2 separate regions of the Homo sapiens genome follow, and region 2 is linked to region 1. A link is a contact called in ENCODE Hi-C or POLR2A ChIA-PET data. All regions are on one chromosome and are shown on one strand. The core of a region is the stretch at or near the end of the contact, and the rest is flanking DNA. Distances in the headings are between cores, read along the strand shown. Region 1 holds the start of COQ6 (coenzyme Q6, monooxygenase). Region 2 holds the start of DLST (dihydrolipoamide S-succinyltransferase).

The links. Hi-C counts contacts between places; a loop is a spot of excess contacts on that map. ChIA-PET counts read pairs that join two places held with the same protein, here RNA polymerase II (POLR2A). Pooled maps may share reads with other maps.
Region 2: a loop to region 1 is called in a pooled map, with 2.1 times the contacts of the local background. The contact joins the promoter of DLST here to the promoter of COQ6 in region 1. A Hi-C loop is called at or near these places in 1 of 50 pooled maps. POLR2A ChIA-PET finds 5 or more read pairs at or near these places in 2 of 52 experiments (B cell and OCI-LY7).

What each region holds. Positions count from the first base shown.
Region 1 is chr14:73,946,619-73,951,675 of GRCh38, reverse strand. COQ6 (coenzyme Q6, monooxygenase) reads right to left here and starts at 1,374. Exons shown (of 12, transcript NM_182476.3): 1 at 1,181-1,374. The coding sequence starts at 1,343. FAM161B (FAM161 centrosomal protein B) reads left to right here and starts at 1,582. Exons shown (of 9, transcript NM_152445.3): 1 at 1,582-1,703. The coding sequence starts at 1,650. RefSeq lists enhancers at 1,616-1,675, 692-1,692.
Region 2 is chr14:74,879,317-74,884,528 of GRCh38, reverse strand. It overlaps DLST (dihydrolipoamide S-succinyltransferase), which reads right to left and starts at 2,613. Exons shown (of 15, transcript NM_001933.5): 1 at 2,513-2,613; 2 at 1,905-1,938. The coding sequence starts at 2,575. RefSeq lists silencers at 2,269-2,598, 2,455-2,681.

The DNA of each region.
Region 1 (5,057 bases), core at 125-2,624:
CTGATGAGCTAAAAAAAAAAAAAAAATCACAAAAAAAAAATCTCATAATGGGCCAAGCATGGTGATTCATGCCTGTAATCCCAGCACTTTGGGAGGAAGGGGCAGGTGGATCACGAGATCAGGAGTTCGAGACCAGCCTGGCCAATATGGTGAAACCCCGTCTCTACTAAAAATACAAAAATTAGCCAGGCATGGTGGCACAAGCCTGTAATCCCAGAGGTTGCAGTGAGCTGAGATCGTGCCATTGTACTCCATCCTGGGCAACAAGAGCGAAACTCCATCTCAGGGAAAAAAAAAAAAGTGAAAAGACTACAAAATGGAAGAAAATATTTGCAAGTCATTTATCAGATAAGGGACTTATACAGAATAAACAAAATAATGGCCAGGCAGGGTTGCTTATGCCGGTAATCCCAGCACTTTGGGAGGCTGAGGCAGGTGGATTGCTTGAGCCCAGAAGTTCCAGACCAGCCTGGGCAACATAGTGAGACCTCGTCTCTACAAAAAAATACAAAAATCAGCCGAGTGGTGGCGCATTCCTGCAGTCCCAGCTATTTGGGAGGCAGAGGCAGGAGGATCAATTCAGCCAGGGAGGTTGAGGCTACAGTGAGCCGTGATCGTGCCACTGCACTGCAGCCTGGGCACAGCGGAAGACCCTGTCTCAAAAAATAAAAATAACTCTTACCACAGTATTCAAGAGACAAACTGCTCAATTAAAAACCGGGCAAAGGGTCTGAATAGGCATTTCTCTAAAGAAGATATACAAATGACCAATAAACATATGAAAGGATATTCAACATCATTAATCATTAGGGAAATACAAGTCAAAACCTGGAGATCCCACTTTACTTACACCCACTAGAATGTCTATAAACAAAAAGACAATGACAAGTACTGTCCAGGATCTGGAGAAACTGGAACTCTCATTTATAAATAACCCCGGGAAGGCCTGTTTTCCCATGAGTAGAACAGACTCTGAACGCCCCTCCCACTTTTGACCCTAATGGACCCTGAAGGACCACACGCATTCCGGCGTGCCCTGGGGTTCCTCTAGGAGGGGAGGGGAGAAGCGTCGCGAGACCTGAGAAATTGTCTTTGGGCAAGTCGTGCTAGGGCTCTCACGGCTCTCATCGTGCCTCCGCGGCCCGGTTTCCGGCCACTAGTAGCCTGGAGAAGGGCTTACCCAAGGCACAGGCCATGGCAGCGCCCACCAGGCCTCCACCCGACACCACCACGTCATACACGGTGTCTGTTGAGGCGCCGGACCACCTGCGCCAGGACACCAGCGGGCCGCTGTGGGGAGCTGCACGCACAGCCCCGCATCGGCTGACAAGCCGGGCCGCCATGGTGCAGACCTGCGCCGTCGCACTCAGAACTCCCGCAGGCCCACCTACGTAGTGCGTCCGGAGCAGAGCACTCCAATCCCGTCCCGCTTCCGCGGCGTCCTCAGAACCGGAAATAAAATGCGCGGAGAAAATAGGCCAATCGGAAAACGAACCTTGCCTCCTCGGGCGGGATGGATCGGAGGCTGCCCTGGAAGCCAACCAGACGCCAAAGCTAGAAAGGGGTGGACCCTGGCCCCGCATAGCTCTCGCTGCCACCGCTGCTGCCACTATCGCTGTCACTGTCGCTGCTGCCTCTGTCCAGCTGAAATGACCGTGGGGAGGCCTGAGGGAGCCCCCGGAGGCGCGGAGGGGAGCCGTCAGGTGAGGAGAGAAAAGAGACTGCCCCCGGGAAAGGAATCCCGGAGAGGAAACTGTTGGGCGTTGCCTTGGAGACAGACAGCAGGGGCGTGTCACGGAGGGGCGTGGGATTAAAATGAGCGTTTAGGGACCAGGAGGCGGACTCTGACTTACAGACCTGAACCTCTCGGACTTTATACGAGGCTCTTGATAGGCAATGTCACTCAGTTTTCGCTTATCCTCTTAGTACTCTATGACCAGTAGTACAATTGTCGTCTCATTTTTGTAGAAGAGAAAACTGAGGCACAAAGAGATTAAGAAAATTGCTCCCCAAATTTGGCCGGGCGTGGTGGTTCACGCCTGTAATCCTAGCACTTTGGGAGGCCGAGGCGGGTGGATCACCTGAGGTCAGGAGTTCGAGACCAGCCTGGCCAACATGGTGAAACTCCGTCTAAAAATTTAAAAAAAAAAAAAAAATTGGCCAGGCGCGCTGGCTCACGCCTGTAATCCCAGCACTTTGGGAGGCCAAGGAAAGCGGATCATGAGGTCAAGAGATCGAGACCAGGCTGGTTTCCATGGCAAAACCCCGTCTCTACTAAAAATACAAAAATTGGCCGGGTGCGGTGGCTTACTCCTGTAATGCAGCACTTTGGGACCTGAGGTCAGGAGTTCAAGACCAGCCTGACCAACATGGAGAAACCCTGTCTCTACTAAAAAAAATACAAAATTAGCTGGACGTGGTGGCACATGCCTGTAATCCCAGCTACTCGGGAGGCTGAGGCAAGAGAATTGCTTGAACCTGGGAGGTGGAGGTTGCAGTGAGCCGAGATTGTGCCATTGCACTCCAGCCTGGGCAACAAGAGCAAAACTCTCTCAAAAACAAAAACAAACAAACAAAAAAATACAAAAAATTATCTGGGCATGGTGGTGCGCGCCTGTAGTCCTAGCTACTCGGGAGGCTGAGGCAGGAGAATCACTTGAACCCGGGAGGTGGAGGTTGCAGTGAGCCAAGATTGCACCACTGCACTCTAGCCTGGCGACAGAGCGAGACTCCGTCTCAAAAAAAAAAAAAAATTAGCCAGGTGTGGTGGCGCGTGCCTCCAGTGATCCACCAGCCAAGGCCTCCCAAAGTGCTGGGATTACAGGCGTGAGCCAGTGCACCTGGTGGACCCCAAACTATTAAAGGCAAAAAGTAGATTGGCAGTTGCTTAGGGCTGGTGGGGTGGGGTGTGGAGGGTTAGGGGAAATAGGGAGTGACCACTAAAGCGTGTGGCATTTCTTTTAAGGGCGATGAAGGTGTTCTAAAATTGTGATGGTAGTTGCACAACTCTGTGTATATACTAAAACCACTGAATTGTACACTTTAAATGAGTGAATATATTGTATAGAAATTATGTCTTAATAAAGTTGTCTTTAAAAGAAAAGAAAAAACGTGCCCAAGATCACACACTGTAGCAGAGCCAGGGCTAGGGTGCATACATATCTCTGACTCTTACCCTGGATTTTAGTAAGCCTGGCTCCTCATCAATCAAGTGTCAATTCAAAATTCCTCCACAATGAAAAATAAAAATCAGCCCAGGACTGAGAAAGTATAACTCAGACTGTCATAGGCATAGATAATGCCAACGGCAAGAGCATCAGGAAACAGTGTTTCTCTCAGGGCCATAACATAGGTGCAAAATTACTAACACCCCTTCTTCCAAAAGGCTTACTGATCAATTACTTACCCACCCTACTTTATTCTTCTCACCTTTTGAATAAGTATTGCCGTTGGGCGGGGCCCAATGGCTCACGCCTGTAATCCCAGCACTTTGGGAGGCCAAGGCAGGCGGATCATTTGAGCTCAGGAGTTGGAGACCAGCCTGGGAAGCATGGTGAAACCCCATCTGTACAAAAAATACAAAAACTAGCCAGGTGTGATGGTGTGTGCTGTAGTCCCAGCTACTCGGGAGGCTGAGGTGGGAGGATCATCACCTGAGCTCAGGAGGTTCAGGCTGCAGTGAGGCATGATTGCACCACTGCACTCCAGAACCTGGGTGACAGAGCAAGAACCTGTCTCAAAAAAAAAAAATTGCTCAGTCATTCGCTTAACTAAATTGTCCCCACTTCATGACAGCACCATTCCAGAGTTGATACCTGGTTCCCTGAATCAATCAGGGAAGCCAACCCTATAAAAATCACACCCTCAACCCTAAGTTCCCTGTGGTTTTCCGTAGTGTCCTGCAGCAAGTTAATAAGCCTAACTGATGTACTGATTACAAGTACATTCCTAATAACCTTAATCTGATGGACTTTATCAACCAAAAAGCTTTCCATAGGCACTCCATCTTTTTATAACCTCACAGTTGTTTATGGTTTTCACAGAATTTATCATCATCTTATATTGTCTGTCTCCTCTTACTACAGTGTAAGCTTCATGAGAGTAAGGACCTTGTTTGTCTTGTTCTCAGCCAAATGCCCAGTGCACATCAGGCACCCAGTAAATATTTTATGAATGAATGGAGTACTGAAAAAGTTAATTGTGTGTCCCACTTCTTAAGACATTGCTCTTCCAGCCAGACCATACTGTCTGTCTTGTTAATCATCCATTCCTTTTTTTTTTTTTTTTTTTGAGACGGAGCATCACTCTTGTTGCCCAGGCTGGAGTGCAGTGGCGCAATCTCATCTCACTGCCACCTCCGCCTCCCGGGTTCAAGCGATTCTCCTGCCTCAGCCTCCCCAGTAGCTGAGATTACAGGCACCCGCCACCACGCCCAACTAATTTTTGTATTTTTGTAGAGACGGGATTTCACCATGTTGGTCAAGCTGGTCTTGAACTCCTGACCTCAGGTGATCCACCTCCCTCGGCCTCCCAAAATGCTGGGATTACAGGCATGAGCCACTGCACCCAGCCATCATCCATTCCTTGACAGAGTGCAAATTAGCTAGAACATGAGGAAAGCAGAGGAGTAGAAATAAGGGAAGGGAGAGAAGGAAGATGAGCAAGAAGTAGGTTAAAACCCAAGTAAGGGAGAGTGTGGCCATCATCATGGGCAGGATTCCTGGAGTGCAGGGGTCAGAAAGCCTGGTGTAGGTGAGGTACTCTGTAAAAGCTTACTGCACTGTATGGCATAGGGAACCAACTTCAGCTCTTCACTTCCCTCTCCATCCCTTCAACCAAGCGCACTTCATAGACCAAGTTGTGAAATTTCTTTAGACCAAGAAACACACCTTATTTTTAAAAATTCCTCCCAAAGTGTTGGGATTACAGGTGTGAGCCAGTGCATCTGGCAGACCCCAAATTCTCCCCAGTCCCTAATATACAGAAGCTTATTCAAAGCGAAATTAAGTTATGATTTGAATACCTTTGAAATTATTGTTTGACCCACAGCCTATTTC
Region 2 (5,212 bases), core at 1,364-3,863, 930 kb before region 1:
GAAGTGGAACGACCATCTGCCATTATTCCCATTTCATATAAGTAGGACTTTTGGAGGTTAAGCGACTAGCCCAAGGTGAATCCCTGAGCCCAAATGCAAATCCCCAAGTGCAAGGCTCTTTCCATTGTCCTGCCCACCTATGAAGTGGAGAAAATGTTTACTGACATTGTTCAGGGTTCCCACTTGAAAAACATGTTTGTTATTGAGAGTCCACTACAAGCCGACATTGTGCTAGGGGCTTTATGTTCTCATAACTCTCAGGATAAAGTCCACACTTTACGCGATCCTGTACCGTCCAGCCCACTCTATCTTTCCTGCCAGACAGGCTTCTTCCCATGTCTATCACTGGTCAAGTCCTTTCCTGTCTGAAAACCTTTGCACAAGCAATTCCCTTTGCCTGGAATACATTTTCTTGGCTCTTTTATATTCAGGTCTCAGTTAAATGTCACTTCTTCAGGGAAGCCTTTACTGACATTCCCAACCTTCCCAAGCTGGTCTACATCATCCCACCCTCTCATCACACCCTTTAATTCCTCTCTCGTAGTAACCAAAATTTATGCCCTTGTCGGAGCATAAATGTATATTTGCTCTCTCTCTCCAGCTAGCCCATAAAATCTCGAGGCTAGAGTCTATCTATACCCCTGTTACCTAGAACAGTGGCTGGCATATAGTAAGCACTCAATAAATGATCTGTTGAGTCCATGAGTAAATGAGAACATGGTGGGTTAAGAGTTCAGGATGGGTCAGGTAGACCTGGCTTATCAACAGCTGGGTGGGTGACCATGGCCAAGGCTTTTAAGCTCTCTTGTCTTGGGTTATGCATTTGTAAAATAGAGAAAATACTTTTTACTGTTTTGAGATGATTAACTAAAAAATTCACAGAAAGCACTCATATAAATGCTTGGCACAAAGAAAGCCCACAACAAGGTCAACTCATTCAACAAATACTTAGGCTAGGCATATAACAGAAAAAAAGCTATGGATGACACTTTTTTCTTTTTAACTGCTAGGATAAAATCTAAACTCCTTCAGTCTCTATACCATCTTCTATCTCTTGCCACTCTCTCCCTTAACCAAAATACTCCGGCCAAATCACCTTTTTTCCAGCTCTTAAGTTCTGCCAACCTCTTTTCTTCCTCAGGGTCTTTGTGAATGCCATTCTCTTTCTCCTGGGCTTCACTGGGTTAGCTCCGTCACATTCTGCTAGCCATAACTTTTTTTTTTTTTTTTTTTTGAGATGGAGTCTCGCTCTGTCGCCCAGGCTGGAGTGCAGTGGCGCGAACTCGGCTCACTGCAAGCTCCGCCTCCCGGCTTCACGCCATTCTCGTGCCTCAGCCTCCCGAGGAGCTGGGACTACAGGCGCCTGCCACCACGCCCGGCTAATTTTTTGTATTTTTTAGTAGAGATGGGGTTTCACCGTGTTAACCAGGATGGTCTCGATCTCCTGACCTCGTGATCCGCCCGCCTCAGCCTCCCAGAGTGCTGGGATTACAGGCGTCAGCCACCGCGCCCGGCCATGGCCATAACTTTTAAGTCACCTCCTCAAAAAGGGCTCTTCTGTCCACCCTCGTTTCCTTCTCAGCAGTTACAAAAATTTGCCTTTGTTGGCTTGTTTAGCAACTGACACTATCCAACTAGCCTAGGAGCTCCACGAGGGCAAGAACTGTACACTTCTGTATCCACTCCTGTATCCCTAGCGTCTAGCACAGTGCCTAACACAGTAGAAACTCAACTACGAGCTAAATGAATAAGCGATAGCTCGTGATTATGTAGCATTGCGTCTCACTACTCTCTGAACCAAACTGTCTTTAAATATTATGAGAAACACAGGCACCCCCGAGTTCCTCACATACTGCTCTGCCCAGGAGGAGAGCATTTTAGGTGACGGTAAGGGCAGAACTTACCAGGCAGGGAACGTCTCCCTAGAGGGCAGTTCCCCTGTTGAGAAAGAAGACATTATCGACGTCACCCAAGATGAAAAAAAAACCCAGCTTTTTCTTTTAAGTACACGCTCAAAGCTGTCCCAGTGGTGGTGACAGGTGAATCTCGTAACTCCGAAGGTAAATGCAACACACCGTGCTGGCAGACCCAATCAACACGCTGGGCCTGCCAAACTATCTCAACTTCCCAACGGGACTCATTAATACCCACTGATTTTAACAGAGCAAGACGAGACGGGCGCCGAATCCCGCCGGAGGACTCCGCCGCGCCTCCTCCCTAACTCTGAGTCAAGTATCTGGACGGGCGCGGCTCCCCAGCTCCCGCGCGGAGGGTGGGGTACAGCAGGAAACGTTCCCCGCAGGCTGCCTGGAGAAGGCAGGGGGCCGCTGGGCTCCGCAAAACGGTCCCGAGGGCAACCACGGCCCCGGGCCGCCCAGCCCGCGCGGCCTCCGCGTCCCAGTGCCCTTGGTGCCCGGCCCGGCCGGCGCGCCGCGCCCCTGCCTTCCAGGCCGCCTCTCTGCCCGCCAACAGACTCCTCACCCGTCGGGGCCCCGGCTCGGCCAGACCGTACCTTCTGGAAGGCGGAGAGCGAGCGGCTGAACGCCCGAGACACACAGCGGGATCGGGACAGCATCACGGCGGAGGAGCCGAGGGCGGGCGGACACCGGATATAGGGCCGGACAACAACCGGAAGTGGGGCGGGCCGCAGTACCCGCCGCCCGACGAGGGGTGTTCGGAGCGAACCACTGGCAGGGGGTGGGCGCACGGCGGCGCCCAGTATCCCGGCTGCAGCGCAGGAGTCCCGCTCTCTGGAGCAGGCAACCCTAAGGCGCTCTTGGGGCCCTCCGCACTGCCTGTCAGCCTGAGGTGGTTCTCCTGAAGGTGTATACGACTGTCCCGCCACCACATTGCCCCCGGGGTCAGGCCTTCCCCTACCCTTCCACAGAACTGGCTCTGAGCTTGGCGCCCTTCTCTCTTGGGACCCGAGGGCACCGCGCCGTTCCGCCTCTGTACCTTGGGAAGAGAGCAAAAGAGGGGCACGGACATTGAACTGAAACCTTGGCAGACATGCATGCCTGATCTTACACTTGTGTGGCCTGGGGCAGATGACATTGCCCCCCACCCCCAGTCTCAGGTCCCTTAACTATTAAAAAAAAAAAAAAAGGCACTTGTTACTTCCCTGTCTTCCTAACCCCGAGTCAAAGAAACAGAATCCCAGGAATTTCTAAATCCCATTGCCTTTTTACGAGTCGGATATCTTCACCAACTATAGCCTTATTTCTCAACAGCTTCTGATCTCCCCCCAACGCAAATTCCAGCCAAACTAATTGTTCCCCATACATCTTGTGCATTTTGGAAGTTGTTCGTTTGTCACCCTATCCCTAGAATATAAACTCCCAGCTGTTTTTTTAAGAAACAAGGTCATAGTTCACTGGAGCCTCGACACTCTGGGCTCAAGCGATCCCTCTGCCTCAGCCTCTGGAGTAGCTGGGACTACAGGTGCCACCATGCCAGGCTGACCTCCCCACTTTGAGTGTGCCATTCTTCCCGCTGACTTGAAGTGAAAGCATATAGCATCCCCTTCCCCTCCTTAAGTATTCAGGCCCCTTGAGTATTCACCTTTAAGGCTCACCTTCCTAATGAAAAAGATGTGCTTTAAACCTCTGGCTGAATTAGTAACACATAAATGTATGAATGAATGAATGAACCACTTGGTGCCGTTCATGATGATTTCTTTATCTGAGGCATTTTGCCTGGCCCTCAGGACCTTTATTTTTTATTTTTCTAATTAATTTATGTTTTAATATAAATTGAGACGGGGTCTCACTATGTTGCCCAGGCTGGCCTCAAATTCCATCAGGACCTTTACAGTGCCTTCACTCACCTGAACCCTGAAAGCACTGCCACTGAAATTCTGGAAGGATGGGCCAAAGTCCTAACTAGAAATAGAGAAAACAGCTCTGCCCTGCTGCTACCCACAATTAACTCCTCAGTAGCTTTCACCTGAATTATTTGAAAAGCTCCCTAAGCAGTTCTAAGCCTCCGCTCTCGCTTTCTCTAGCCCATCATCCTTTATATCTGTGTCAAAGATCCTTCTGAGCCTGGTGTGGTAGCTCACGCCTGTAATCCCATCACTTTGGGAGGATGAGGTGGGTGGATCACTTGAGATCAGGAGTTCAAGACCAGCCTGGCCAACATGGTGAAACCCCATCTCTACTAAAAATACAGAAATTAGCTGGGTGTGGTAGTGAATGCCTGTAATCCCAGCTACTCGGGAGGCTGAGGCAAGAGAATTGCTTGAACCCAGGAGATGGAGGTTGCAGTGAGCCAAGATTGCACCACTGCACTCCAGCCTGAGCAACAGAGTGAGACTTCGTCTCAAAAAAAAAAAAAAAAAGAAAGTAAAGAAAAAAAAGAAATCCTTCTGAAATGCAAACCTAATCCTGTCACTCCTCTGATTAAAGTCTTTCATTGCTTCTCCTGGTCGGATAAAGCAAGGGAGATAAAGTTTATCTCCCTTGTAGGATAAAGTACAAACTCCTCAACTTGGCCAGGCACCTGATAATCAGGCCTCTGATTATGTTCTGATTCTCTCCCCACATTCTCACAGATTGTGAGCTTTAGTCAAACCACACTACTGGCCATAGCCTTGCTGAGCTATTTGCATGGGCTGTTTCCTCCTCCTATTTGCCTAGGAACTCCTAGTCATCCTTTAAATCTCCTTCTTAATCCCTTCCTAACCCCTCTGGCAGAGTTAACAGATACATTTTCTATGCTTCCAAAGCACTGTGTCTGGGTTTCTACATTGCATTTTATTGTAATGTCCTGTTTACCTGTCTGTCTCCCATGCTGCATAGAGCAGCAGGTGGAAAGAGACCACTCTCTATTTTCCTGAATTTTCCAAACACAACACCTGGGACATCAGAGTTCCTGGGACTCTGTAGGTACTCAATAAATATTTGTGGAATGACTAAATACTTCCATGTTTACAACATTGGTGGACACAGCTGAAGAATCCAAGAACGGTAGTCAGGGGCTATGGCAATTTCTTGCCAGTGTTGCTGTTAATATTTTTCTTAGATAGCTACCCAGTCCTTTCACGGTCTTTTTTTTTTTTTTTTTTTTTTTTTTTTTTTGAGATAGAGTCTTGCTCAGCTGCCCAGGCTGGAGTGCAGTGGCATGATCTCATCTTGGCTCACTGCAACCTCTGCCACTCGGGTTCAAGTGATTCTCCTGCCCCAGCCTCCCGAGTAGCTGGGACTGCAGGTGC